2 separate regions of the Homo sapiens genome follow, and region 1 is linked to region 2. A link is an interaction called in ENCODE POLR2A ChIA-PET data of the cell type or tissue named here. Cell type or tissue: GM12878. All regions are shown on one strand. Each heading gives the region's core, and the rest is flanking DNA. Links, peaks and the distances in the headings are about the cores only. Region 1 has its middle 66 kb from the start of TLK1. Region 2 holds the start of LOC124906092.

Region 1 (5,383 bases), core at 146-5,145, 84 kb before region 2:
AAGGGCAAGAACAGCAAGGCCTTGTGCATGGTAGAACCTGGAGCTTTGTGCAAAATCAGAAAGTCTTTCTTTCAATCAGCTTCCTCTGCTAACTCGCCATGCCAATGACCCAAGATGGCACAGCATGCCTAGTGAGGTACGATTTTTAAAAATTGATTGAGAGGTGTCTGTGTTCTTAGGCGGAGGCAATACCTAAGCCAGGAGGAAGGATTTGTTTTTATGAGAGGGCTCTCTTGAATGCTCCTACTTAGTTGTGCAAATGCAAAGTTTGCACCCTTTCTCTTGAGGAAAGGACTTCCTAGGACTGAAGAACAGAGATTCTGTCCATTTTTCCTTAGAATTGAAGTCCAGTAGCTCATCAGGGTCAACCAAAGTGGTTCTGTCCTCTGGCAGAACAGGATACCACAGCTTCCAAAAGGGATGGCACCCGGAGGGAAGAGTGAGTTTAAGCTGGCAGCTAGAACTAAACACAAAATGGCAACAGTTGGATTCTCTGAGGCCCAGCTCTCCTGGCATTGAGTTGAATATGTGAATGCAAGTCAAAAAAGTTCTGATCTTGGAGGCCAAGCATTAGACTCTGGGCTGAGGAAGACAGGCAAATATCCATTAGCCTGCACAAGACTGGCACTGAATGTTGAGGCTGTGTGGCAGGGATCAGACTCATACTGCTGTGAGCTCATGAGATTTCCAGTTCCTTCCTTTTTGAGGTTTGATAGGGTCAATTCTTCTGCACCAAGAAAGCCCCTGAGAGTTTTGGACAATTAAGTGGGAAGGCCTCACTGGGCAGGTCCTGGAAAAGAACATGTGACGACTTGAGTAAAATATTGGAAAACAAAAGATGTAAGACCATATTGTTCCCTGAGGTGGAGAGGTGTGTCTTATAGGACACGCATATGCCCTTTCAGTTCAAGAATCTACCACTGAGTGGAAATTCCCAAGTGCATGAATCTAATTAGCTTGACCAGGTCAGATGCCCAATTCTGTTCCATGCAGCTGGGACCTCCTAAGCAGGGAGGCCAATTGGCAGAGTTGAGTAGGCAGGCATTGACAGAAAGGTTATCCTACATGCAACACAGAATTTTTTTTTTAATTACAGTTCAACCACTAGCTTAGCAAAATATATCTCCAGAGTACAAAATGCTACCTTCACAGATTCAAACAACCATTATCTAATAACATAGGCTAAAAAAGAGACAGTCAGTGTTGCTCAGAACAACACAGACAACTCCAGAAGGACATGAGTTTAAACGCTGTCAACTGAACTGAATCACTTGGGAAAAATTAATCAATCTGAACCTCAACTCTCCCATCTGTAAAGTGACCACAATAATACCTACTTAATAAAAGAGTTCTAAATATTATTTATCTTTGGGTTTTTTTAGAGACAAGGTCTTACTCTGTCTTCCAAGCTGGAGTGCGGTAGCACAACCATAGCTCACTGCAGCCTCGAACTCCTGGGCTCAAGCAGTCCTCCCACCTCAGCCTCCCAAGTAACTGGGGCTATAGGTGTGCACCATGCTTAGCTGATTTAAAAAATTATTTCAGAGATGAGGTCTTTCAGTGTTGCTCAGGCTGGTCTCTAATTCCTAGCCTTAGGTGATCCTCCTGCCTCAGACTCCAGAGTAGCTGGGATTACAGGCATGCCTAACAGGTTGTGAATATTAAATACAGTAACATCTACAAAATGCCTTGTCCCTGGCCTACAGCCTATTCTCAGGAAAAGGTCAATGTTCTTTTATTTATTTGTTTATTTTTTGAGATGGAGTCTTGCTCTGTCACCCAGGCTAGAGTGCAGTGGCACAATCTCAGCTCACTGCAACCTCTGCCTCCTGGGTTCAAGTGATTCTCCTGTCTCAGCCTCCCAAGTAGCTGGGATAACAGGTGTGTGCCACCACACCTGGCTAATTTTTGTATTTTTAGTAGAGATGGAGTTTCTCCATGTTGGCCAGGTTGGTCTTGAACTCCTGACCTCAAGTGATCCACCTGCCTCAGCTTTCCAAAGTGCTGGGATTACAGGTGTGAGCCACCGCGTCTGGCCTTCAGTGCTATTTTTAACTATACTAACAAGAGTTAGCAGTGTTCTTCCAAGGTGTCTAATATACTCCAGGGTATTGTTCTCTGAAATTTGTAAGCGCTTTCAGACTCTTTGGGAAAATGTACTATACTGGAAAGAAATTTTATTTGTGTTGTGTTTCTGGTTTACTGACTAAGTTGTAGAGGTAAGACAAGGGAGGGCTGTAATATTTTTCTGGCTGTTCGACTGTTCTAAAATGGGGAGTGAATTAGTCAGAACTTTTACAGTTGCAAGTGAAAGAAATCCAACTGGCTTAAACAAAAAAAAAAAAAAAAAAAAAAAAAAAAAAGGAGATTTACTAACTCATGACTAACTCATGTAAATGAAAAAGCCCAGGGGTATCGTGACTCCCAGATTATTTGGACTCAGGTACACATAAGTCAAAACCAGAAAGCTTTTGGTCATGCTTTCTCCTGCATGGATGCATTGTTAGACAAGCTCTCCTGCAGTTGTAGCAAATATTCCAGAAGGAACTCCAGGCTCTCATTCTATTCACTGAAAAGAGATCATCTCTTTCTTAATAGTTTCAGCAAAAAACTGGAGGAAGTTTCTCATTGGCCCAAGTTGAGTCACATGCCCATCTCTGAACCAATCATGAGGTCAGGAGATAAATTAGCCAGGGCTGGGTCATGTATTTATCATTAGAGCTTGGGGCTGGGGTAAGGGTCAGCTCCACCTCAACTACATGGAGGGGTAGTAGGGAGTCTCAAAGCTTGATTGGGACACTTTTACCAATAGAAAGAGGGTGGGAATGGTATGCCAGAGAGGCATTAAACAAACAGTCCCTGCAGAAGGAACTGCAGCTGTAGGAGAAAAGTTAAAACAAAATGACTATTCTCTGATTGTTTTGCTGCTACAAAATGATTTTGTATCTACCTCATGGTAGCCACTGAAATTTATTTTCTAATTCCATTTTAAAAAATTATGTAAATCTGTTTGAGAATGTATTCTAGGATGACAAAAATGAGGCCAACTACATGAAGATTAACTTATCAGAAGCTGCAAATAAATTGATTATTTTACATAAGAGTAGTTTCATTCTAGCTGGATGATTTTTGTATGCATGACCACTACCCTAACCATCCTATTATAACAAAGGAAATTGCCATCTGCCACTTTGCTTGTATGAAATATTTCTGGAGGTGGCTTGCCAACTTCAGCCAGAATTATAAAACTAATGAGTTTTTAGCTACCATATGCACAGAGTGTAATAATAGCAGGTTCTAGGCAAATGTTGTCTACTTGCTTCTGGAAGTGCTTTCCCTCCATGATAGGAGCAGATGCCCAAGCCTCTATTAAGAATTCTGTTTTCTTCATAAATCTGTACAGTGACATGGAGTCCTCATATTCTCATGAAGTGAGTTTTATATGGAAAACATGGCCCTCATTACCCTGTTTCTTATGGGGTTTTCAGCCTCTGTTTTGTGGAGACTGGCCCTTATTATGTCAGGATAGAGTACCAGATGCCTTTTAGGAAATTTGGCCAGTTTGAAATTTCTAATAGGTCTTCTGCTCTTTTGATGCTTTACTGATTTATGTGAAGGCAAACAAGATTTTAATTTCCTAATACTACTTGCTATTTATATTAAAATGTCTATTTGTACCTACACCAGTGCTTTATGCTATAACAGTCAGAATAGGTTAGATTATGTGGTTGTAACAAAGGCCCCTGAATGTCAGTGGTTTACAATAAAGCCTTATTTCTCATTCTCACTACATGTTTCACCATTTTCCATAGATTAACATGCAATTTGTTTCCTTGGGGCTCTAGTTCATGGGACTCCACCAGGGGAAATCCATTAATACTCACAGGAGAATATTAGGGGGGTGGTGAGAGAGTATTATATCGATTTATAATTTAGGATGCTTAAAAAAAAACAAACCTAATACCAGAAAATCTAGCTCTGTCTACTGATAGTTCCTAGAAGCAACTACAGCCCATGACAATAAGCACACCTAGATGTTGGTTTCTAAATTCCATTCAGCAATGATGAAAGAAATCAGGGCTCCTTGGAAAAATGGCTGATTCTCAGTTTAGGTCAGGGAAAGATTGTTTCAGAAAATAAAGACACATTAAGGAACTGAAAATGATGTGTGTATGCACTCAACGATTGATGGACATTTGGATTGTTTTCACTTTTTTTGCTATTATAAGTAATAATGTATGAACATCCATTCATAAATAATGTATAAACGTTAGGGTTTTTTTTTGTGGACATACATTTTCAGTTCTCTTGTATGTATAGAGTGGAAAATCTGGGTCGCAGTAACTCTGTGTTTAAGTTTTTAAAGAACTACAAGACTGTTTTCCAAAGCAGTCATGCCATTGCACCTTCCTACCAGCAGTGTACAAAGGTTCCAACTTCTCCACATCCTTGCTGACACTTGCCTTTTTCCTTTTTTTTCCCCTTATAGTCATCCTGGTGGGTGGCTATCTCATTGTGGTTTTGAGTCCCTGATGACTAATGATGTTAGGCATCTTTAGTATGCTTATTGGCCATTTGTGTGTCTTCTTTGGGGAAATGTTTGTGCAGATCCTTTGCCTGTTTTTAAATTGGGTTTTCTTTACATTGTTGAATTGTAAGAGTTATTATATATTCTGCATACAAGACCCTTATTATACATATGATTTGCAAGTATTTTCTCCCAATTTGTGGGTTGCTTCTCACTTTCTCACTGATGTCCTTTGAAGCAGAAAAGTTTTTAATTGTGATGATACCCAGTGTATTTTTTTTATCATTACCTGTGCTTTTAGGGTCATATTTAGTGCCTGCCTTGAGATATTTGATTCATTTTGAGTTAATTTTTATATATGATGTGAGGTAGGGGTCTATAATAAATTCATTCCTTTGTATATGAATATCCAGTTGTTCCAGAAACATTTTTTAAAGACTATTCTTTCCTCATTGAATTGTCATGAAACCCTTGTTGAAAAAATCAATTAACTGTAAATGTGAGGATTTATTTCTGAATTATCAATTATATTTCATTGATATACACATATGTCTATCACTAAGCCAGTATCACTGTCTTGATTGCTATAGCTTTATAGTGAGTTTTGAAACTAAGAAATGTGACTCTTCCACAGTTTTGTTCTTTAAGATTGTTTTGGCTCTTCTGGGTCTCTTGCATTTCCATATAAATTTTAGGATGAGTTTGTCAAATTTTGCAAAAATTAAAAAAGTAGCTGGGATTTTTATAGGGATTTTGTTGAATCTGTAGATCAACTTGGGGAATATTGCCACCTTAATGATATTAAGACTTCAGATCCATGAACATGGGATATCTGTCCATTTATTTAGTAGTTTA
Region 2 (5,383 bases), core at 300-5,299:
GATTCATCCACATTATTTTCTGAAACTGTAATTTTAATTGCACTATAATATTACTTTGTGTGAATGTACTACATTTTATACTTTGTTGATTGACATTTGGATTGTTTCCACTTGACAAAATATTAATAATGGTATTATGAACATGTTTATACCTGTCTCTTCATACATTATATTTGTTTTTTGTTTTTTTTTTTTTGAGACAGAGTCTCACCCTGTTGCCCAGTCTGGAGTGCTATGGCACAATCTCGGCTCACTGCAGCCTCCGCTTCCCGGGTTCAAATGATTCTCCTGCCTCAGCCTCCCGAGTAGCCGGGATTACAGGTGCCCGCCACCATGCCCAGCTAATTTTTGTATTTTTAGTAGAGACAGGGTTTCACCATGTTGACCAGGCTGGCCTCGAACTCCTGACCTCGTGATCCACCCGCCTTGGCCTCCCAAAGTGCTGGGATTACAGGTGTGAACCACTGTGCCCGGCCTTTTTTTGTTTGTTTGTAGTCTGTGTCTTGCTCTGTCGCAGTGGTGCGATCTCGGCTCACTGCAACCTCTGCCTCTTGGATTCAAACGATTCTCCTGCCTCAGCCTTTCCAGTAGCTAGGACTACATGCGTGCATCTCCACGCCTGGCTAATTTTTGTGTTTTTGTTAGAGACGGGTTTCACCATGTTGGCCAGGCTGGTCTCGAACTCCTGGCCTCAAGTGATCTGCCCATCTTGGCTTCCTAAAGTGCTGGGATTATAGGTGTGAGCCACCGTGCCTGGCTGTAAGATGGTATCTGTGTGGTTTTAATTTTTCATTTCCCTGATGACTAAGGATGTTTACCACTTTTTCATAAAGTTTATTGGCCTTTTCGTTATCCTTTGTGAAGTGCTTGTTCAAATCTTTTGTTCATTTGTCTGTTGTGTTTGTCTTTTAAAAACCATACTTGAAGGCATTCTTTTTGTATTTTGGATGAGAAGTCTTATTTTTTATTAAAACTTTTTCCCCCTATTCTGTGGCCTGCTTTTGTCTTCTCTTTATGGTATTTAAGAAGCCTTTTCTTATCTCAAGTTCATAAAAATGTTTTCCCATATTTTCTGTTTTTAATATAGGCATTATAGCTGTAAATTTCCCTCTAAGCACTGATTTAGTTCATTCCATAAGTTTTGATATGTTGCCTTTTTGTTTTTATTCATCTCAAGTATTTTCTAATTTTTCTTTTTATTTCATTTGACCCATTATTTATTTAGGAATATGTTAATTTCTGCATATTTGTGAATTTCTCGATTTTTTTTCTGTTACTGAGTTCTAATTTAATTCTATTGTGATCAGAGAACGTACTTTGTATCCTTTTTATCCTTTTCAGTTTGTTGATGCTGGTTTTATGGTCTAGCATAGATCATCTATCCTGGAGAATGTTCCATGTGTGCTTTTTTAGAAAAATGTGTATTGTGTTGTTGGGCAGAACGTTCTCTAGCTGTCTTTTCCATCTAGTTGATTATAGTGTTTGTTTTCTGTTTCCTTATTGATCTTCTGCCTAGTTCTATTCATTATTGAAAGTGGGCCATTTAATTCTTCCAACTATTGTTCTTGGCTTGTCTATTTCTCCCTTTAATTCTGTCAGTTTTGCTTCATGTAATTTGGGGCTCTGTCATAAAGTGCAAGTGATTAGAATTCTTATATCTTCCTAATAAATTGACCCTTAATTGTTTTAAAATGTTTCTCTTGACCTCTCAAAACACCAGTTTTTAAAAGTTTGTCTGATACTAGTATATTCATGCCAGCTCTTTTGCATGGTATGTTTTTTCCCATCCATTTACTCTTATCCTGTCCCGTTTGTATTTTTGAATCTAAAATATGTCTTAAGTAGACAGCGTTTAATTGGATCTTATTCTTTTAAAACCCAATCTGGTAATTTCTGCCTCTTGAGTGTATTATTTAATCCATTCACATTTAGTGTTACTGATAGGGTTAAATTTGTCTGCCACTTTGTTTTGTTTTCTATAGGTCTCATTTCTCTTTTGTCCTCTTTCCCTCCTCTACTGCTGTCTTTTGCATTACATGAGTATTTCCCAGTGTAACATTTTAATTTCTTTAATCATTTTAAAACTATATTTGAATTACTAGTGATTACTGTAGGGTTTACATTTATATATCTTAGCTTATCAGAGTCTACTTCATAGCTACATTAATTCTTGCAATATATAGAAACTTTAGTCCTGTATAGCTCTACTATTCCACCTCCCCCACCTTTTTTTTTTTTTTTTTTTTTTTTTTTTTTTTTTTTTTTTTTTTTTTTTTTTTGGAGATAGAGTCCCACTCTTCTGCCCAGTCTGGAGTGCAGTGGTGTGATCTTGGCTCACTGCAACCTCTGCCTCCTGGGTTCAAACAATTCTCATGCCTCAGCCTCCCGAGTAGGTGGGGATTACAGGCATGTGCCACCACACCCAGCTAACTTTTTGTATTTTAGTAGAGATGGGGTTTCACTGTGTTGACTGGGCTGGTCTTGAATTCCTGACCTCAAGTGATCCTCCCACCTTGGCCTCCCAAATGTATCTTTTGATGAAACTGAGATAAGGAAAATACATTTTATAGTTTTTGTACTAACCTTACTTGTCTATTCATTTACCATTTGATATCATTTCCTTACTTTCAGTAAAGTTTGTCACTACTGACCCCTTTGTCCATTCGTGCATTCATTCATTCATTCCTTCATTCAGTCATTCATTTATTGAGAGACGGAGTCTCGATTTGTCGCGCAGGCTGGAGTAGTGGCATGATCTTGGCTCAATGCAACTTCTGTCTCTGAGTTCAAGTGATTCTGGGTTCAAGCGAATCCCTCCGGAGTAGCTGGGATTACAGGTGTGAGCCACCATGCTCAGCCCTGATTTCTGATTTGACTCCATTCTAGTAAGATTTAAATCCCTAAGACTTAAGTTCTTGGAAATTTGAGACTTGCTTTATGGTTCAACATATGGTCTTTTTGGGTAAACATTCCTTGTGTACAACAACAAAATATTTATAGACTACAGTTGTTAGATGTGGTGTAATATGTTCTATCAAGTTTGTTTCTGTTTCAGATTTTTACTGCTTTTGCATTTGTTTGCTCCTATTCAGACAAAGGTTTGTTAAAATATCCCCAAATGATTATAACATTTGTCTCTCTGTTTAATTTGTCAGTTTTTGTTTTATATATTTTGATTATGTTAAAGTGCTGACAAGTCAAGGTTTTTTTAAATCTACCTGGTGAATCAAACTTTTTATTATTGTGACGTGTCCCTCTTTATCTCAGTATTGCATTTTACCTTGTAGTGTTTTTAATCTAGTGTTAAGGCAGATACACTAACTTTCATTTGGTGTTTGCATGCTACAGCTTTTTCCATTCTTTCAGCTTTCGCGTTTTAGCCATATCTTTTAAGTTGCATATACTAGTTTAAATAAACTAGTTTGACCATGTTTGTTCTTTAATTGGAACATGTAGTACATTTACATTTAATATACTTGCTGATATGTTTAAATTGATATTCCTAATAAATGATTTCTGTTTATCCTGTTTGAACTTTCTCTTATTCTCCTTTTCTGCTGCTTTTGGGATTATTATTATTTTTTGTTCCAAATACCCCCCACCCCCCAACTTGGCTTAATAGTTAGACCATCTTTTTTTAAATTTGTTTTTAATATTTATCCTAGAGATTACAATATGCCTCCTTTCTGTGTTAAAGTGTGATATAAGTTAGCACTTTTTTCTCTTTCTGGTCAGTGCAGCAACATTAGAAAACATTAACTGTACATTTCCCTCTCCAGAATTACATACTATTGCCAGATAGTTTAGTTCTCTGATATTTTAACTCCCCACAAGATATTACCATTAGTGTTTTATTCAGTAATTATACATTTAAATTTGTTTATATACTCAGTTTTTTTCTTCAATCTTTAGTGCATTTCCAGGCTTCTAGCTGGGTTGATTTTCTCTCTGAAAATACTCTTTTTTTTCTCTATTTGGGCCTATCTGTTGAGGAATTCTTTTTTGCTTATCTGATAATGCTTTTTTTTCATTTTTATTCTTGAAGGGATTTTTTTGGGGGGAGGGAGCTGGATACAGAAATCTTGGTTGGCAGTTTTTTTCATTTGTCATGTTGCAGCTATGCACAGTGCCCTTGAGACCTGGTTTCCAGAGTTTCTGTTGAGAAGTCAACTATCAGTCTTACTGTTGCTCCTTTGACTGTAATCTAGCTTGTAGATCTCTGGTCACTTTTTGTTTTTGTTGGAGTGGGGGTGTTTATATTTGGTTTTCAGCAGTTTTACTGTGATATGTCTAGGTGTGATCTTTTATTTGTTCAGCTTGGTGTTTATAGGACTTCTTATAACTGTGACGTAGGACTGCACTGCCCAGTGCCAGCCACTAGCTGCATGTAACTGTTGATACCAATTAACATTTAAAAAGTTAAAAATTCAATTCCTCACATTTTAAGTTCTCAGTAGACAAATGTTTCTATTAGTTACTCTATTGGCAGATGGAGAACATTTCCATCATTCTATCAATAGAATAGAAAGTTCTGTTGCACAGGACTGATGAGCTCGTTCGTCAGTTTTGGAAAATTCTCAGACTATATCACTTCGGATAGTGCTTCTGTCTTGTCATCTTCTTTCCTCCTGGTACTCCAGTTATACATGTATTAAACATTCTTAAATTTGCCCTATGTTTCTTACATCCTTTTTTGTATGTTTTATCTTTTTATTCCTGTGTGCATTTTTAAAGATATATTTTTCTGACCAATCTTCCATTTCATTAATTCTCTTAGGCTGTGTCTAATATGCCATCAGACTCATACACTGAGTTCTTTAATTTAGTTTATTTTACTTTTTGGTTCTAGAATTTCAATTTTATTCTCTTTAGTTTCAGGTTTTCTGCTAAAGTTCTCAGTGTTAACTACTCAGCATACTTATTCGAGAGTCTGTGTCTGATAACTTAATTATCTAGATACCTTTGGGTCTTGTTCCATGTTTCATTTGCATTTTATTTGCGTTATTTTCTTGGATTTCTGGTTAATTTTTATTGTGTATGAGACATTTGATGTGAAAAACTGTAGAAATAATTTGAGGCCTAGAATAATGGTAGTCTTCCATGACATAAAATTTACATTTAATTTTGACAGAAACATAGGGGCCCTATAAATCTGCTTTTCTTAATTCACTTTTAAGGATTGAGATTATTTGAATCTGGGCTTTAATTGTAATTCTTTTGCTCTGAGGTTGAGATCCCAACCCAGAGTTTGGGGGAGGCTCAGGGTCTCATTTTTGTCTGGCTAACCCAGTGAGGCTTTCAGATGTTTTGCTTAGCTTTCCAGCCTCACAGTCACTACTTAAATCAGCAGATGCCTGTAGGGGAGAAGAAACCTGGTATACCA

What was found. Peaks named below come from ENCODE experiments on the same cell type or tissue, not always from the same donor. Only the 100,000 strongest peaks of a DNase experiment are listed, where the experiment ranks them.
Region 1: POLR2A ChIA-PET joins it to region 2 with 6 read pairs; 4 of 35 experiments call an interaction of 5 or more read pairs at or near these places.

What each region holds. Positions count from the first base shown.
Region 1 is chr2:171,224,549-171,229,931 of GRCh38, reverse strand. It overlaps a transcript of TLK1 not described here. Among named protein-coding and RNA genes, the nearest start is that of TLK1, 66 kb to the right of the region's middle. In GM12878, for the core only: no CTCF peak of the experiment used is centred there; a DNase peak (open chromatin) is centred at 863.
Region 2 is chr2:171,140,403-171,145,785 of GRCh38, reverse strand. The region is part of intron 1 of TLK1 (tousled like kinase 1); the gene reads left to right. It overlaps LOC124906092, which reads left to right and starts at 2,281. Exons shown (of 1, transcript XM_047446755.1): 1 at 2,281-5,383. In GM12878, for the core only: no CTCF peak of the experiment used is centred there; no DNase peak of the experiment used is centred there; H3K4me3 peaks cover 345 bases.